Linked DNA regions of Homo sapiens: regions 2 and 3 are each linked to region 1. A link is a contact called in ENCODE Hi-C or POLR2A ChIA-PET data. All regions are on one chromosome and are shown on one strand. Each heading gives the region's core, a stretch centred on a gene start or an enhancer-like site at or near the end of the contact. The rest is flanking DNA. Distances are from core to core; before and after follow the strand shown.

The links. Hi-C counts contacts between places; a loop is a spot of excess contacts on that map. ChIA-PET counts read pairs that join two places held with the same protein, here RNA polymerase II (POLR2A). Pooled maps may share reads with other maps.
Region 2: a loop to region 1 is called in a pooled map, with 3 times the contacts of the local background. The contact joins two enhancer-like sites. A Hi-C loop is called at or near these places in 1 of 168 maps with a recorded cell type or tissue (gastrocnemius medialis) and 2 of 50 pooled maps. POLR2A ChIA-PET finds 5 or more read pairs at or near these places in 1 of 52 experiments (MCF 10A).
Region 3: a loop to region 1 is called in a map of HepG2, with 28 times the contacts of the local background. The contact joins two enhancer-like sites. A Hi-C loop is called at or near these places in 18 of 168 maps with a recorded cell type or tissue (Calu3, GM12878, HCT116 and 12 more), 32 of 37 single-sample maps with no recorded cell type and 24 of 50 pooled maps. POLR2A ChIA-PET finds 5 or more read pairs at or near these places in 3 of 52 experiments (BJ, HEK293T and MCF 10A).

What each region holds. Positions count from the first base shown.
Region 1 is chr20:22,689,476-22,694,351 of GRCh38, forward strand. LOC124904963 (a long non-coding RNA gene) reads left to right here. Exons shown (of 2, transcript XR_007067729.1): 2 at 1,989-2,235. Among named protein-coding and RNA genes, the nearest start is that of LINC01747, 6.6 kb to the left of the region's middle. RefSeq lists a silencer at 2,330-2,429. Within about 2 kb of position 2,361, at least 2 of the 41 ENCODE cell types and tissues checked have a DNase peak (open chromatin) inside an H3K27ac peak, as active enhancers do.
Region 2 is chr20:23,159,122-23,163,997 of GRCh38, forward strand. LINC03125 (long intergenic non-protein coding RNA 3125) reads left to right here. Exons shown (of 6, transcript NR_199692.1): 2 at 651-747. It also overlaps the pseudogene RNA5SP478. Among named protein-coding and RNA genes, the nearest start is that of LINC03125, 13 kb to the left of the region's middle. RefSeq lists a silencer at 1,106-1,205 and an enhancer at 2,731-2,780. Within about 2 kb of position 2,675, at least 14 of the 41 ENCODE cell types and tissues checked have a DNase peak (open chromatin) inside an H3K27ac peak, as active enhancers do.
Region 3 is chr20:22,975,063-22,979,938 of GRCh38, forward strand. No RefSeq gene overlaps it. Among named protein-coding and RNA genes, the nearest start is that of SSTR4, 58 kb to the right of the region's middle. Within about 2 kb of position 2,074, at least 5 of the 41 ENCODE cell types and tissues checked have a DNase peak (open chromatin) inside an H3K27ac peak, as active enhancers do.

The DNA.
Region 1 (4,876 bases), core at 1,111-3,610:
TCAGACAGGACATTAGAGATTAAAGGACTTAGAGGCTGCCTTCCAGGAGCTGTGCCAGGGCCACACCTTTCTTTGGGCAAGGTTAACCCTTTACTACTTGCAGAATATGAATATTCCAGCTCCTTCATCGCCAGTGCGGCCTCTCTGGGGTGTGACCAGCCCTGACTCTGTCTCAGAACTCCCTAGCAGGAGGAAGCCAGAAGCACCCACGTGGTTCCTGGCTCACTTTTTTCACTCCCCAGTCCCACCTTTCCACTGTCTTGCCTCTTTTTGTTGTTGTTGTTCTGGGAACACTTTCTAATAAATCTTCACACAAAGACTTGTTTCAGATTCTGCTTCCAGGGATCCTAAAATAGGACACTGTAAGAATTTACAAAGTGATACATTTCCTGTATTTCATTAACCTGCTTATGTGAATTACTGTTATTTTCAAACCTCAGAAATTAGCTGCAGCTGCTCTTAAGATTAAATCTGGAGAAGCCAAGATAGAACTTGGAGTTGAGTCTCGCAGTGGCAACCGGGTCTAAGGAAGGGTCACCTGGCTAGAGCTGGAGTTGACACCCAGCCGGTCCAGGAGGGGCCGCTCCCACCAGGGACTCCAATCAGAGGTGAAGGGTCAGGGTGAGGAGAGAAATGCTCTCACTTCCCTCTTCCTCTCACCTCCATCTCTTGACATCACTTCCCGTTGGATGAACCTAAATGGAAGCCAGTAGGCAAGAGAGCCTGGAAAACAGCGTTTGCAGGGGGCGGTTGTGAAATGGATCTAAAGGCAAACAACACGTGATGGACACATGTTTCGTAACCACTGATAGAGAAAAAGGCAATAGAAAAACATTGATATTAACTTAGTAGCACTTTGGATAATTAAAGCTAAAACAAAATCAGAAGCCAGAAGAGCTGTATATACTTACAAACAACAGTGCAAATGTGTGTGCAGCACCTGTTGGGAGGCCCTGGCATTAATTCTAGGTCCCTCCATCCTTCTCTAGGGGTGAGCAGCCAACAGGGTGGTGCTTTCTCTACTAGAAGAGTCAACAGCCACAACCCCTCACCCCAACAGCTTCAAATGACATGCCGAGAACAGCACGTAGAATCCCCTTATGTTTACATGGTGTTGGTGCCCTTTGAAAATCTGATTAGCTCTTTTAATTACCATGGACCCTTTCAGCACTTAGCTGGTAAATAGCTAACTCTAATTAATAACTCTCTGTATGCTTGGGAAATATCACTTATTTTACTGTCTGTCCTTCTGGTGCCAGTGGCTGCCAGAGCTCAGCACCTGGGAGTGACCCCACTTCACTGTCCCCTGACCTTCCACTGTTGCTCTGCCTCATTCCCCTAGACCCTGAAGCTTCTCCACCTGAGGGGAACGGGATCAACTGTGCAAACTGCCCAGAAAGCAGGCATGCCAGGGAGCACTTCCTGGACTGTCTGTAGTGAGCTCTGTGGACAATGGGTGTGTTTTTCTCTTTAGGGCTATAGATAAACCACCTGACGGCCAAGCTGTCTGAGCGCTATGTGGTTCCACCATACGGAAGCATCTGAAGAGCTGGCGAAAAAGCTGCCAGCACCCTAGGGGGTAGAGTTCGCGTCTCTGACTGCTGTCCCATCCCTGCTCCCAGAGAAGTGCCTGGCATGTAGCAGGGCTGCAGTGTGTCTTTGTGGATGGAACAAGCCCTGATATTTGGGCCAAGCAACCAAATGCCAGGCTGGTGGTCCCACATAAGTGTGGTGGAGTGGGTCTGCCTAGCCACCCACCAGCTGTTAAGGAGGAAGCGGTGGTGCCTGTGGTCCATAGAGCCTGAAGCCTTAGTTGGTGGTTGATCTGCTTTCTGGGAGGATCAGAAATTCCCAAACTTTAATCAAGTAGCGTTCCAGATGAGTCCAGCGACTCTGCACAAAAAAACTGGAAGCCCTCGAAGGAGACCTAAGTTCAGATCAGGGCTCACACGTTTTCTGGCTACTGGATGTGTTTTTCTATTGCACAGATTTGCAGGCGCTTTAAATGAGAATGTGTGCCCCGGCACTTACTAAGCACATCAGCGAAAGCTTCACAGCGCACCATCAGCCAGGCCTGCTGCTGCTAGACCCTCTGCCAGACACTGAGAAGGAAGACGTTTGTGCCCTAGGTCAAAGGCAAACCCTGGGTCCTAGGGAATGTCATTGAGGTTTGCTTAAGTAAAATGTTTTCATTTAGGTTATCTATGCCAATAAAATGATGCAAAATTCATAAAAGCAGGTGGAAGCAAAATCGTGTCTGAATGTAGGACCCTCTTCTAGTTCCCTTTTGAAGCAGCCGCTTAGGCCGTCTGCAATTAAGCCGATTTGACAGTAGAGGGCAGCAGAGGGTGCCGTTTCAGGGTTCATTCGGCCGCACAGGCACAAGCTCCCTACCGGCTCGGCCTCAGCCGGAGGCCCTGGCAGAGCTAACAATGGCCGGCTCCGCCAAGGCGCGAGCAATGAGCTGGATAAAGTCTCAAGCGACCCCCAGCTCAGGCCTGATGGAGAAGCTGGTTATGTGCACAGCCTCTAACTCTGACCAACAGCAGGTTAGGTCAGAGGCAGGACTAAGGGGAGACACATTCCCGGTGTTTCTTTTCCTTGTCGGCATGTCCAGGGTGTGGGGCAGCTGCCGGATAACCCCAATTGGGGTTATCGTGGTGTTCAGGCTTCCCTGTCCCTCCTGCAAGCAGCGAGCAGTACCTTGAGCCTGCAGGGAACATATGAAGATGAAGAACCTCATCTTCTAACTCCTCCAGCTCCCAGAAAGCTTGCCTGGAAGCTTCCTCCTTGGGCATCCTCTCCCGGTGGGGATGGCTGGGCATGGCCAGACAGCCCTTCTTCCTTCCTCTCTCCATCAGTGCTGAGATGAGCACGGTGAAAATATCCAACAATGGGGAAGAGAAAAGATGGAGGCAAAATGCAAGCACTTGGAGAGGAAAGAGGGCCTGGGAAAAAAAAGTGAATCACATTTTGAGCCATTTTCCTTGTTTTTTGTTTCTAAAGATGCTGTTGCCCTAGCTCTGAGTATCAAGGTTAGTAAGTGATCCACGCAAAGACAGTGGGACTCTGGTTCCTTGTAGAAACCACCGATGAACCCAAGCTATTTTATTTTTTTAAATTTTATTATAAGTTCCGGGATACATGTGCAGGATGTGCAGGTTTGTTACGTAGGTAAACGTGCCATGGTTGTTTACTGCACCTATCAACCCATCACCTAGGTATTTAGCACTGCATTCATTAGCTAGTTATCCTGATGCTGTCTCTACCCCTGCCCCACGACAGGCCCCAGTGTGTGTTGTTCCCCTCCCTGTGTTCATGTGTTCTCATTGTTCAGCTCCCATTTATTATTATTATTTATTTTTTTGCAAAGTGAAAGCAAGGTTATTAAGAAACTAGGCCAGGCACAGTGGCTTACGCCTGTAACCCCAGCACTTTGGGAGGCTGAGGGGGGTGGATCACGAGGTCAGGAGTTTAAGAGCAGCCTGGCTAACATGGAAACAAAACCCCGTCTCTACTAAAAGTACAAAAAAAAAAAAAAAAAAGAAAAGAAAAAAAAATTAGCTGGGCGTGGTGGCAGTCGCCTGTAATTCCAGCTACTCGGGAGGCTGAGGCAGAGCATTGTTTGACCCCAGGAGGCGAGGTTGCAGTGAGCCTAGATCATGCCACTGCACTCCAGCCTGGGTGACAGAGTGAGACTCAAAAAAAAAAAAAAAATGTAAAGGAATAAAGGAATGGCTACTCCGTAAACAGAGCAACCCCTAGAGCTACTGGTTGCCTATTTTTATGGTTATTTCTTGATTATCTGCTAAACAAGGGGTGGATTATTTATGCCTCCCCTTTTTAGACCATATAGGGTAACTTCCTGACATTGCCATGGCATATGTAAACTGTCATGGCGCTGGTTGGAGTGTAGCAGTGAGGATGGCCAGAGGTCACTCTCGTCGCCATCTTGGTTTTGGTGGGTTTTGGCTGGCTAATTTTTTTTCTTTTTTCTTTTTTTTTTTTAATAAGCAAGGTCTTTATGATCTGTATTTTGTGCCGACCTCCTGTCTAATCCTGTGACTTAGAATTCCTTAACCGTCTGGGAATGCAGCCCTGTAGGTTTCAGCTTCATATTACCCAGCTCCTGTTTAAGATGAAGTTGCTCTGGTTCACATGCCTCTAACATTCCCTTTTATAAGAGAGCCCTTAATCCTAAGGGTTGCAGAGGGACAAAGATCCATCTTCTGTAACTTCTTCAGGCTGAATAGGGGCAATGATATTGTCTAACTATGAGGGTCTCTTGCATTCAGGGTAGAGAGGCAGCTCCCACTTATGGGTGAGAACATGCAGTGTGTGGTTTTCTGTTCTTGTGTTAGTTTGCTGAGGATGATGGCTTCTAGCTCCATCCACATCCCTGCAAAGGACATGACCTCTTTCCTCTTTATGGCTGCATAATATTCCATGGTGTATATGCACCACATTTTTTAATCCATTCTATCATTGATGGGCATTTGGGTTGATTCCGTGTGAACCTAAGCTAATTTCTTACCCATTCCAGGTTTCATATTTTTATTCAGGCAGGCACCCCTCCCTGGAGTTTATCCATCTACCTCTCTGTCTGAAAGGAAGGTCTACTGGTCCCCACACTTACCTCATCCACCTGCTGAGCTGCCATACTCAGGACTGGCTCTTCCCCAGGCACTGGGAGCACCCATCCCAGGCCACGAGAAGATCAGTCAGCAGCTCCCAGCTTAGTAAAGTCAGCCTCAGTGTTGGTTGTGTTGTCCAGCGTGTTCTGGGGGTCAGATGTCCCATATTTTACCCAGATATCCTCATAACCCTGTTCTTGCCTGGGGTACTAACCCAACTAGCTCAATTCTGCTTGTGCCCT
Region 2 (4,876 bases), core at 1,425-3,924, 470 kb after region 1:
GAAGGCTGGAAGCTATTAAGCTGCTGTCTCCTTACAACTGACCAAAGCCTGTGTGTGCACGTGATTTTTATTCTGGTACTTTGCCCTGGGACATCATTTCTGCCCCTTGCCACCGGTGCAAGCTGGACTTGAAGACAAGGGTCCCAGCACCTGGTGGAACCGCCCAACAAGCACCAGAGTCAGTCACTGGTTCCTTGTACCCCATTTTCAAGCACCCAAAGTGGTTCTTCCCCTCATGTATCGTTAGATCTACAGCTAAGCCAAATAGTGAAGGTGAAGACAAAGGAAAGGGCTCAAGATAACATTTCCCTTCCCTGAGTTGAAGTCATTAGTGACCCAGAAAACAGGAAGGGGGTGAGGCCTCATTTAGGGAGAGGAAAAGCAGAGGAAGTGGCACCCGGGGGTGTGGAGCAGGATGGAGCACACTTGAAGTGCTCCTTAGAAGGAGGCTGGTGGAGCCAGCCTGGGGGTGGGGTGGGTGGGGAAGCTTGGCTGGGGACACAGAAGGGCAGAACCACTCCCAGGATTGTTTTCCAAGGACAATTTACAGTACCCATTGTTGGCTTTTCCTCTGGGTAATTAGACACAACATGGGAGCAAGGGATCCTCATTCATCTTGTCACTGGGTTTTAATTTTCTTGGTCCTTCAGCTCCCAGCTGCCCTGGCAGATGTTCTGTCCACAAGTTCCAGGAAGTTCAGCAATGCTTCTTCTGCACTACTTTCACCCAGAGCTGACATGGTCTCTGGTAAGCAGCTTTAATTTGATATGGCTGGATGTACTTTGGGGCTGGCTGCAGCAGATGAGAAAAGCAACTCTTTTTATGATTTCTATAGCAGGGTTCATTGTGAAATTTAAAGCAGAGAGGAGACTTATTTCTTTACCCTGGGTGTGACACCCTTTGAAGCTAGCTGAAGTAAAATGCTTTGCCAAGGAGGAGGGAATGAAGGAGTCAGCATACAGAATGAAACTGGACCTTAATCCATCAGTGAGATAGACACGGCTGCTTAACAGATGAACGAATACATTTCCATGGTGCAATGAATCATTTCAGTTGTCCCCTTAAGAGTACATTTCTGAGATGTATTTCTATAGTGTGTGTGCGTGCACCTGTGTGTGTGTAACCGAAATATAAATTGGGCTTCATGTGGTCCAGGCTATACACAGAGTCACTGTCAAAGCAGCACCAGGCTAAAACAAAAGGCATCTATGGTTAGTTTCAGTTTTCACTCAGGTGTCTGGAAGAATGCTAAAAGGGATTCAATTTAAAAACCAGAGCAACACTTCTTAAAATTATGTTTTATTTATTTTCTTATTCTTCCAAAACTCGGTAGCCTTTCACTTGAAATGGCAAACATTCACATCACTTCCAGCTTTTGAGTCTTTCCTATTTTCATCTTCTGTCTGTGCTCTATCAGCATTTTACATGGACTGTAAAGTTTTCTCCCTATTTACCCATTACCTGAATTCTTCAAAACAAAAGAGGGCTCAGAAGCTGATCCAAGAAGCAGGAATCTCCTTCCCTTCCTGTCTCCGCCCACCCTGCCTGTCTTCGTCCTCTCAACAGTTTCTGCACCCCAGACTTGGCTGGCTAACACCCAGCTCTCCTTAGGAGCAAGCAAGGGAGAGGCTGAGACTCATTCAGAGGTTTCCAGTCCTCTGAATGGGTCCTTAGGCAATGGTCAGGAAATGAAGAGCAGGGGTTTAGAGCAGGGAGAAACTGGAATTTTTTTTTAAGCCTATAGCACCTGATAGTCTCAGTCTCCCATCAAGGTACTAACCAGGCCAGACCCTGCTGAGCTTCTGAGATCTGCTGAGATGGGGCATGTTCAGGGTGGTATGGCTCTTGGCAGAAATATTATTTTCTGTGTTGCTAAATCATGTTGCTGCCCTAGCTTCCAGACCCAGCTCTGCAGACTTCTGAAAAGAAAAGCCCATATGGACGGGTGCCACCCAAGGGCATCTCCGCTGACAGCCCAACTCCCCCCCAGCCCCCAACACATACACAGGGCAATGTCTCCTTGTCGGGTGTGAGTGTCACCCTCTGGAGTTCTCTGAGACTCTCCCACACTGAGCAGCCTGGAGTCCAGCCCTGGGTTTCCTCACAGGCCTCAGGGTCGGTGGTGGAACACACCAGGGTCCTTGCTTGTGGAAACTCTCAGAGGAGGCTGTGCCACCAAGTAAGCGTCCGTGGGGTTTCGGATCGCCTCTGGGCCACTCCTGCCTCTAGGAACCTCGGCTGGCACCTCGAGGTGTGGGCAGAGGGAGAGGCTGAGGCAAGACAAGGCAGCAAGGTGAGCCCAGGAGGCCGCAGGAGCCAGCCCCAGCTCCCCCAGGAGGCCTGGCTTAGGCATGCTGAGGCTCCATCCCCCTAGCCTGCTTTTCACAAGTCAGGACTGACATTCTGTGCAGACCCAGGGATCCTGACAGAGCTGAGTAAAGTATGAGTGTGCAATCTGAAAGTTCTTGAGCCACACTAGCATGCGAGCACAGGAAACTGCTGTGCGAGTGCAGGGCCCTGGAGCAGATCCTCCACTGTGGAGGGGCGCAGCGGCTGTGGCCCCGGGCTGAAACGATGGCTCCCCAGCCTTCCTAGCTGTTGGGGGTGGGGTGCAGCGGCTGTGGCCCCGGGCTGAGACGATGGCTCCCCAGCCTTCCTGGCTGCTTCCCCATTTCCTCCCACACAGGCTCACCGCTGTAGTCCTGGACACACTGTTGGGCTGGTGCATAGCAGGAACCCAATACATGAGTTGAGTGACTGGATAAACCCGGAGGCACTGACACCCTCCAACGGGGAACCCCTTCCTCAGTTCACCTCGCATTTGCAGAAAGCAGAGTAACATATATGACATTACTAGAAAATAGCAGGGGAAATGTAAAAATTGGGTTCAAAGTAGCCTCCTGGAGTTGAAATGGCTGCAGCTGTGTGGAATGGAACAGCAAAGGCAGCTCCACAGCAGAAAAGGGTCTCAACTTAGGCCCTGGGAGATGGACACAATTTCCCACCAGGGAGAAGAGAGGCCAGACGCCTCTAGCCACAGGGATAGTTGGCACACAGAGGTGTTAACTTTGGGATGAGTGTGGTTGAAGCCAGGGAAGGCCAAGCCCTGGCATCTCACATTCAAAGGAGCAGGTTCTCCTTGGAGCAGCCCCCAATCCCCCAGAGGAGGAGGGACCCCCAGGTATTCTCCCTCATAGCACCTTTTTTCTCATTGTGCTCATTACATTTGTGATATAATTTAGAGTAAGTCATGCAATGACGTATTAAATATCTGTCTCCCCACCAGACAGCACACTGCATGAGGGCTGGGCCTTAACACTTGGGTTCACTGAGTACCTGGCACTGTGCCCAGTGTGTTGTAAGGTACTCAGTGACTGCGTCAACACGGAAATGAGAACGCCGGGGCAGCTGCTCCCCCACCCCTACGCTCGCTGCAGACATGTGCTCCGTAGAGAGGGCTCCTCTCGAGGCCTAAGAGCGCTCCTGGCTTCCAGGATGCATGGATAGATGTGTCATCCAGATGGACCCTGGTTGGCACTGGACAGAGGGGCCTGGGGCTGCGCCAGGACTGATGGTAGAAGCACAGCAGAGGGTTGGTCTGGGCACCCAGTTCAGAGGGTCCTGCTTGGGGGCACGCCCTCTCCTGGAGGAAGCCAATGCTATAAAATTCCGTTAGGGACACCCCAGCTTCTGCTTCCCTGGGTTGGAGGGGCTCCCACCAGGCCCCTCCTTCCCTTTGGCTCCCTATACCCCAAAAAGGGAAGATTCTAGCAGCAAGGTCCCATTCTGACTCCAAGATGTAAGTCCCGTGCCTTCTGCTGGCCAGGTCCCGCACATCCTGGAACTGGGCCGCAGGGATCTGAAGCACTCTGCAGGGTCTCTCCCCAAGACCTGACTGGCCAACCTCCTCTCTCCTCATCTCTCCCAATGAGGAAGGAGCTGTCTGAGGAGAGCAGGAGGCAGGCCCAGCCAGCCTTGGGCAGGTGTCCTCCTACACCGGGGACAGAGAGGGACGGTGCACACAGATAGCAAGCAGCCTGCACAGGCCAGCACTCAGTGGCTGCACTTGCCAAGTGGAGCTTGCTTCATCTGCAGCCCAGGCCTGTGAGCTACAAACAGCATCTGGATGAACATGTTGGGCTTTCACCTTTGGAACTGTGGTGAGGGCAGTATCCTCCTTGGAAAAGGGTTACAGCCCCTGCTGACCCCGTGGTTGACAGCTGTGAAGGAGGCAACAGTGACACTTCCTACAATCCCAGGCCAGCAGCCCCAGGGAGGGAACATAAAGAGACCCCTGGGAGCTAAAGCTACGACTGCTAAACAGAGCCCTGTGGGCATCAGGACGGGTTCAAAATGAGATATCTGGAAACTGGAGGACCTGCAGGGGTGGTCAGGGTGGGAGCATCTCGGGAGCATCTTCCCACCAGAGCAGGTACAAAAATCTATTTATTCATTCAACACATAGTGGCCACATGGTCAGATATTGCCATCTACCTTTGGGAAGACAGATGTGAGGATGAGATGGGACGGTCACAGAGGGCCAGCAGAGCAGAGTACAAAACCAAAGAGGAAACCCCTTCTGCAGCCTGGGGGAGAGCATCTGGCCCTGGACAAGGATGGAGGCAGAATGGTGGGCCAGAGAGGCACATGAAAGGTGATGTGCGTGGGACCGCTGGATGAATGGATGTCCTGAAAATTGCACCTTGATGGCAATTTTAGTTCTTCTCTGCAAAGCCATGTGCCTCAGCCTTGTCCACATGCCAGAATCACCCGGCAAGCTTTGCAAAATGTTGATGTGCAAACCCCAAGCACAAAGATTCTGGTGTCTCGGGCCCGGGGTGCAGCCTGGGCATCTTCATTTAATGCAAGTGATTCA
Region 3 (4,876 bases), core at 824-3,323, 290 kb after region 1:
AACAAGTTCTTCATCTCTCTAGAATCACCTGTTCCACTCACCCCATGAGCTGAAAGGAACAAAATTTGTGTCACTCTTTTCTTCTTGGAATTTACCTTTTGGTAGTTAATAAACTTTGTTATATGGTATTCACTATATATTTGTCATACTAAGTATCACATACATGTCAAGCCATGATGAACCAAACATTCCCAAGGGCAGCTAGGGGTGGAGCTTGGGACATCTTGTGATTGAATCCTCCTCCATAGCTTTGAGCTTCCACGTGGGCTTTTTTAAAAGCTGTGGGGGAGTGGAGGTGTTAGGTCTTCCCTTGCTTGCCTGTTGGCTTATCCATCTCTCATTTCCTTCAAGCACTGACACTGTCCCTTCTTCATCATTTCTTGGCACCTAACAAAGGACCCTTGCATGGAACTTTGGAAGAGCAGAGGATGATAGGTAAAATGGAAAGAGCTTAAATCTGAGCAGGCACCACTGTTTCCCCTGGGCACAGGCCATCCCCACCTCGCACATACATACTCACCTACGCTTACCCTAAGCCTTTGTCCAAATCCCTCTCACAAAGCATCTAGCTTGCCTCTCCTTCCTCTGTCTCAAGTCACCAGGAACTTGAATTCAGGCTTCCTGGGGCAGTAAGAAAACCTTCTCAATTTAATATGATCAACAGCTCCCCCATACTCCTGAGCAGCCAGGATGACTCCTTTGCAGAGCCAAAGATCCATTTCCCTAACAAAATGTCCTTCTCATCTTGGGGAGAATTCTGTTAGGAACAGGGATGGGATCTCCACCTTGAGGTCTGAGGACAGAAATTTGGTTAAGAAGAAATTACATCTTTATTTCCACTAGCCTGTAACTGAAATTTGGCATCTCCTTCTACCATGAATGGAGGCAACAAGCTAGAGTTTTATTATCAGGACTTATGACTTTATTTCCAGCAGAAATTGAAGATATTTTCATCTCATTTCAAACATGTAAATATATCTTCAAATAGCATTTATGTTCCCCACTACTTGGAAATTATAGAAGTTATCACACTTGCTGCTAGGACCTGTTAATAGCTAAAACCACATAGACATGACTATACTTACATAGTTTAGTGCTTTTTCTTTAAATCACACGTATTTGATTTTCAGCACTTATCAGCTTTCTTCTGAGAAAGGTTTCACAGGCTCCAGCAGACTGCCAAAGAGGTCCGTGGCACAAAAAAACCCATATTCCAGACACATCTTGTGACTGACTGCAGTCTATCTGTAGCACAACCTGTCTCCTCTTTAAGCACCTCACAATTCAGTCAGCTGTCGGTTACCAATTAAATGTATATCAAAGCTTTAGAGTGCAGAACCTATTCAAGGACTACAGGAACTGGGAGGAGAGTGAGCAGGTGGGTGGGGAGCTACTTGTACCAATACCCTATCCATATTGGTTTCGTCTGGGTTTTCCCATAGGCCAGAGTGCCCAAACCTGCCCTCACCTGACATGCTGACATGAGGATGGCCTTGTCACATGTACTGCCATCTATGACAGAATTTGGTCTTGGATATTCTGTTCCAGAACCCAGAGGTGGTGGTAGGCAGAGGAACAAAGTCGACTGAGCCTCTGGGGGAACAAGAGGAAACAAAGGAAATATTTAACAAATTAAGAGACAATCGGAAGTCAATGAGAGGAGGCAAACTATCAATGGTCAGATGAGCAGGGAGTCCCCAGCATGGGTGAGCCCACCCTCAGTGGGGAAGGGAACTTGCCTGTGGTGTTAGCTTCTATGATGGAAGTCCATGAAGAAGAAGTTCTACAAATGGGGAAATTGAGACAACACAAGCAAACTAAGAAACTTGGGACACATAGTAGAAATCTAGACGGTTCTTTTAATGGACAGACTATTCTTTAAAGGAGGTCCTAAAACTGTAGAGATCACAGTCCCCGCTAGGTTCACCACCCCACCTGGCAGGAAATGTTGTGAGAAGGGGTTTAAGTGTAAAGTAAACTTGTAACAAGAGTGGCTGGCGCCAGTCTAAGCAAGAGGTACCACAAGGAATTTGTGCACATCCAGGAATGTGGAGTTCCACAACTCTCAACTAGCTTGTGGGAAAGCATAGGGCTGCTTTTCTGTTGACTAAAGCTATGAAAGAACTGAAAAGTGTGGCTTGCCAGGAAAACACTTGCTGTCCCCAAGGACACTAGCGCTGAGGACATGAGAGGAAGCAACACCCTTGGATCTGCCATCACTTGTCTAAGAATGGCAATCATCCAGTAACAGATCAGCCTTGGCTTTCAGGCCAACAAATTTCAGGCACTTGTAATAAGCTGTGCAACCATCGCCACTATTTTCTTACCCAATTCCTTTTCAGCTCCAGCAGGTCCTGCCAGTCACCTTGTACGACTTACCCCACTGGCTTTTTACATTTCAGAATTAAGAAATATCATACAGCAAACAAAGGGTTGAGTTAAAAAAGCTTGTTTGCACATTGTTTTAGGAATTCAGAACACATTTCCCATAGAAACAATGCAGACAAGCCACAAAGGCAGATGGTTCCCTTCCTTCTGCCCCCACCCAAAAGTTTAGCCTGTGATGTTCTGAAAGCACAGTATTATTCCCCATTAAATTGTTCCTGAAATAATGCCTTTTGAGTCATAATTCAGAATGCCTAACTGAATTTTATGGTGGCTTTAAATGTGGCCCCAAAGTTCTTTGCACTCTATGTGCTCTCCCCTTGATCCTGGCTCTGATGACTTGACCAAAAGAATAAGGCAGAAAGGATGCTATGCCAGTTAATTTTGTGATTATAGAATTACTATGATACCAAAACCAGATAGTACTAAAAAACCCCAAAGACCACTATCCCTAAAAAATACGGATGCAATAATCCATACAAAATATTAGTAAATAGAATTCAGCAATACATAACTATATACCATGATCAAGTGAGATTTTTTTTCCCCAGGAGTTCAAGGCTGCTTTAATATGTAAAAATGAATATAATCCACCATGTTAACGGACTAAATAAAAATCACATGGTCATATCAAGGGGGAAGGGAAGCATTTGACAAAATTCAACACCCATTATGATGAAACTCTCAGAAAAATAGGAATAGAAGAAAACTCTTCCAACTTGATGAGCATCCACAAAAAGTCCAGGCTCCCTCCACGGTCTTCCTGGTAACATGGGAGTGAGGGACTTTCACAGGCTGGCAGGGATGGAAGTCTTGGCTCCCTACTCAGTCTTCTCTGACGGTGACCCATTCATTGTGGGGGCTGGACTCCTCATTAGCCTGGTAGTCTAGGCTCCCCATCTGGCCTTGGTGAGTGGAGATGGGGCTGCCGATTTTCTGTGGTGTTTAGATGGAGTAAAGCAGATGTTGCTAACAGGCTTTCTTTTTTAAATTTGTATAAACTTAAGAGATATAAGTATAATTTTGTTACATCAATATATTGTATAGTTGTGAAGTCTGGGCTTTTAGGGCACCCATCACCCAAATAATGTGTACTCTACCCATTAAGTAATTTTTCATCACCCACCTGTCTCCTATTCCCTACCCTCCCGAGTCTCCAATGTCCATCATTTCACAATTTGTCCTAGTTTATACACTATTTAGCTCCCACTTATAAATGAAAACGTGGTGTTTGATTTTCTGTTTCTGCGTTATTTCACTTAAGATAACGGCCTCCAGTTCCATCCATGTTACTTCAAAAGACATGACTTCATTTTTTTTGACTGAGTAGTATTCCATTGTGTATATGTATCACATTGTCTTTATCCAATCATCTGCTGATGAACACTTAAACTGATTCCATATTACTGTTATTGCGAATAGTGCCGTGATAACATATGAGTGCAGGTATCATTTTTATATAATGATTTCTTTTCCTCTGGGTAGATACACAGTAGTGGCGTTGCCACTCCAAAGGGTAATTCTATTTTTAGTTCTTTGCCATATCTCCACGCTGTTCTCCAAAGAGGTTATACAATTTACATTCTCACTGGCAGTGTGCCTGAAGGTTTTATGTCTTGCCAAGTCTTAGTTCTTTGGCCAGAGAGAGCAGGCTTTTGGGGGGCCTTTCTTGCCTGTGCCTGTTGGTATTTCTGGGTGGCTCACTTCTTTAGCTCTGACTCTGGAATATGAATCAAAAAGAGATTCCTGGGACTTACCGCTAGGTCATCCGTTGGGTCCTGGGGTCCCTGGCCCATCTGCCTCTTTCTCTTCACCTTTCAGAGGCTTATGTTTGCTTTGCACACAATGTCCCAAATTTTAGTTACTTTTAGCAGGATGGATAGGGATGGATAGATAGATAGTCCATCTATTCTATCTTCCTGGAAGCAGACACCTGATATTTTTGGATATCTGGATTCTGCCTCTACTTTATTATTTGACTGGATGTGGAATTCTAGGCTGTACTTTAGAATTTGAAGGTTTTGCTGCACTAACTTCTTCCCTTCCAGCATTGCCTTCTGATTTTTTTTTTAATGGGATCTTCTCTCCTTTCTGCTCTCTCTGTGTCACCCTCAACCTTCAGGACGTTTTTTTTTTCTCTCTAGAACCCCAAAATGTCATGAAGGTGTCCTTGGTATGTATGTTTCTCCTGTCTTTTGGGGGGGTACTCTTACGGCTTCTTTAACTTGGAGACACATGCCTCAGGAGTATAGAATTGTTCCACTGCTTATTTGACAGGTTCCTTTCCTTTATGCTTTTCAGCCTTCCTGGAACTCTGAAGAGCCAGTTGCTGCATCTTCTGGAACAGAAGATGCCTCTAGGTTTCTTTTCTCTATTTTTCTGCTTCTTTTTTGTCTATTTTACTTCCCAAAAGAGTCCTTTAATCTTCTAATATTTCTCTACAATATTGATATGGTCATAATGTATATGTCCCTCACCCCAAATTCCTGTG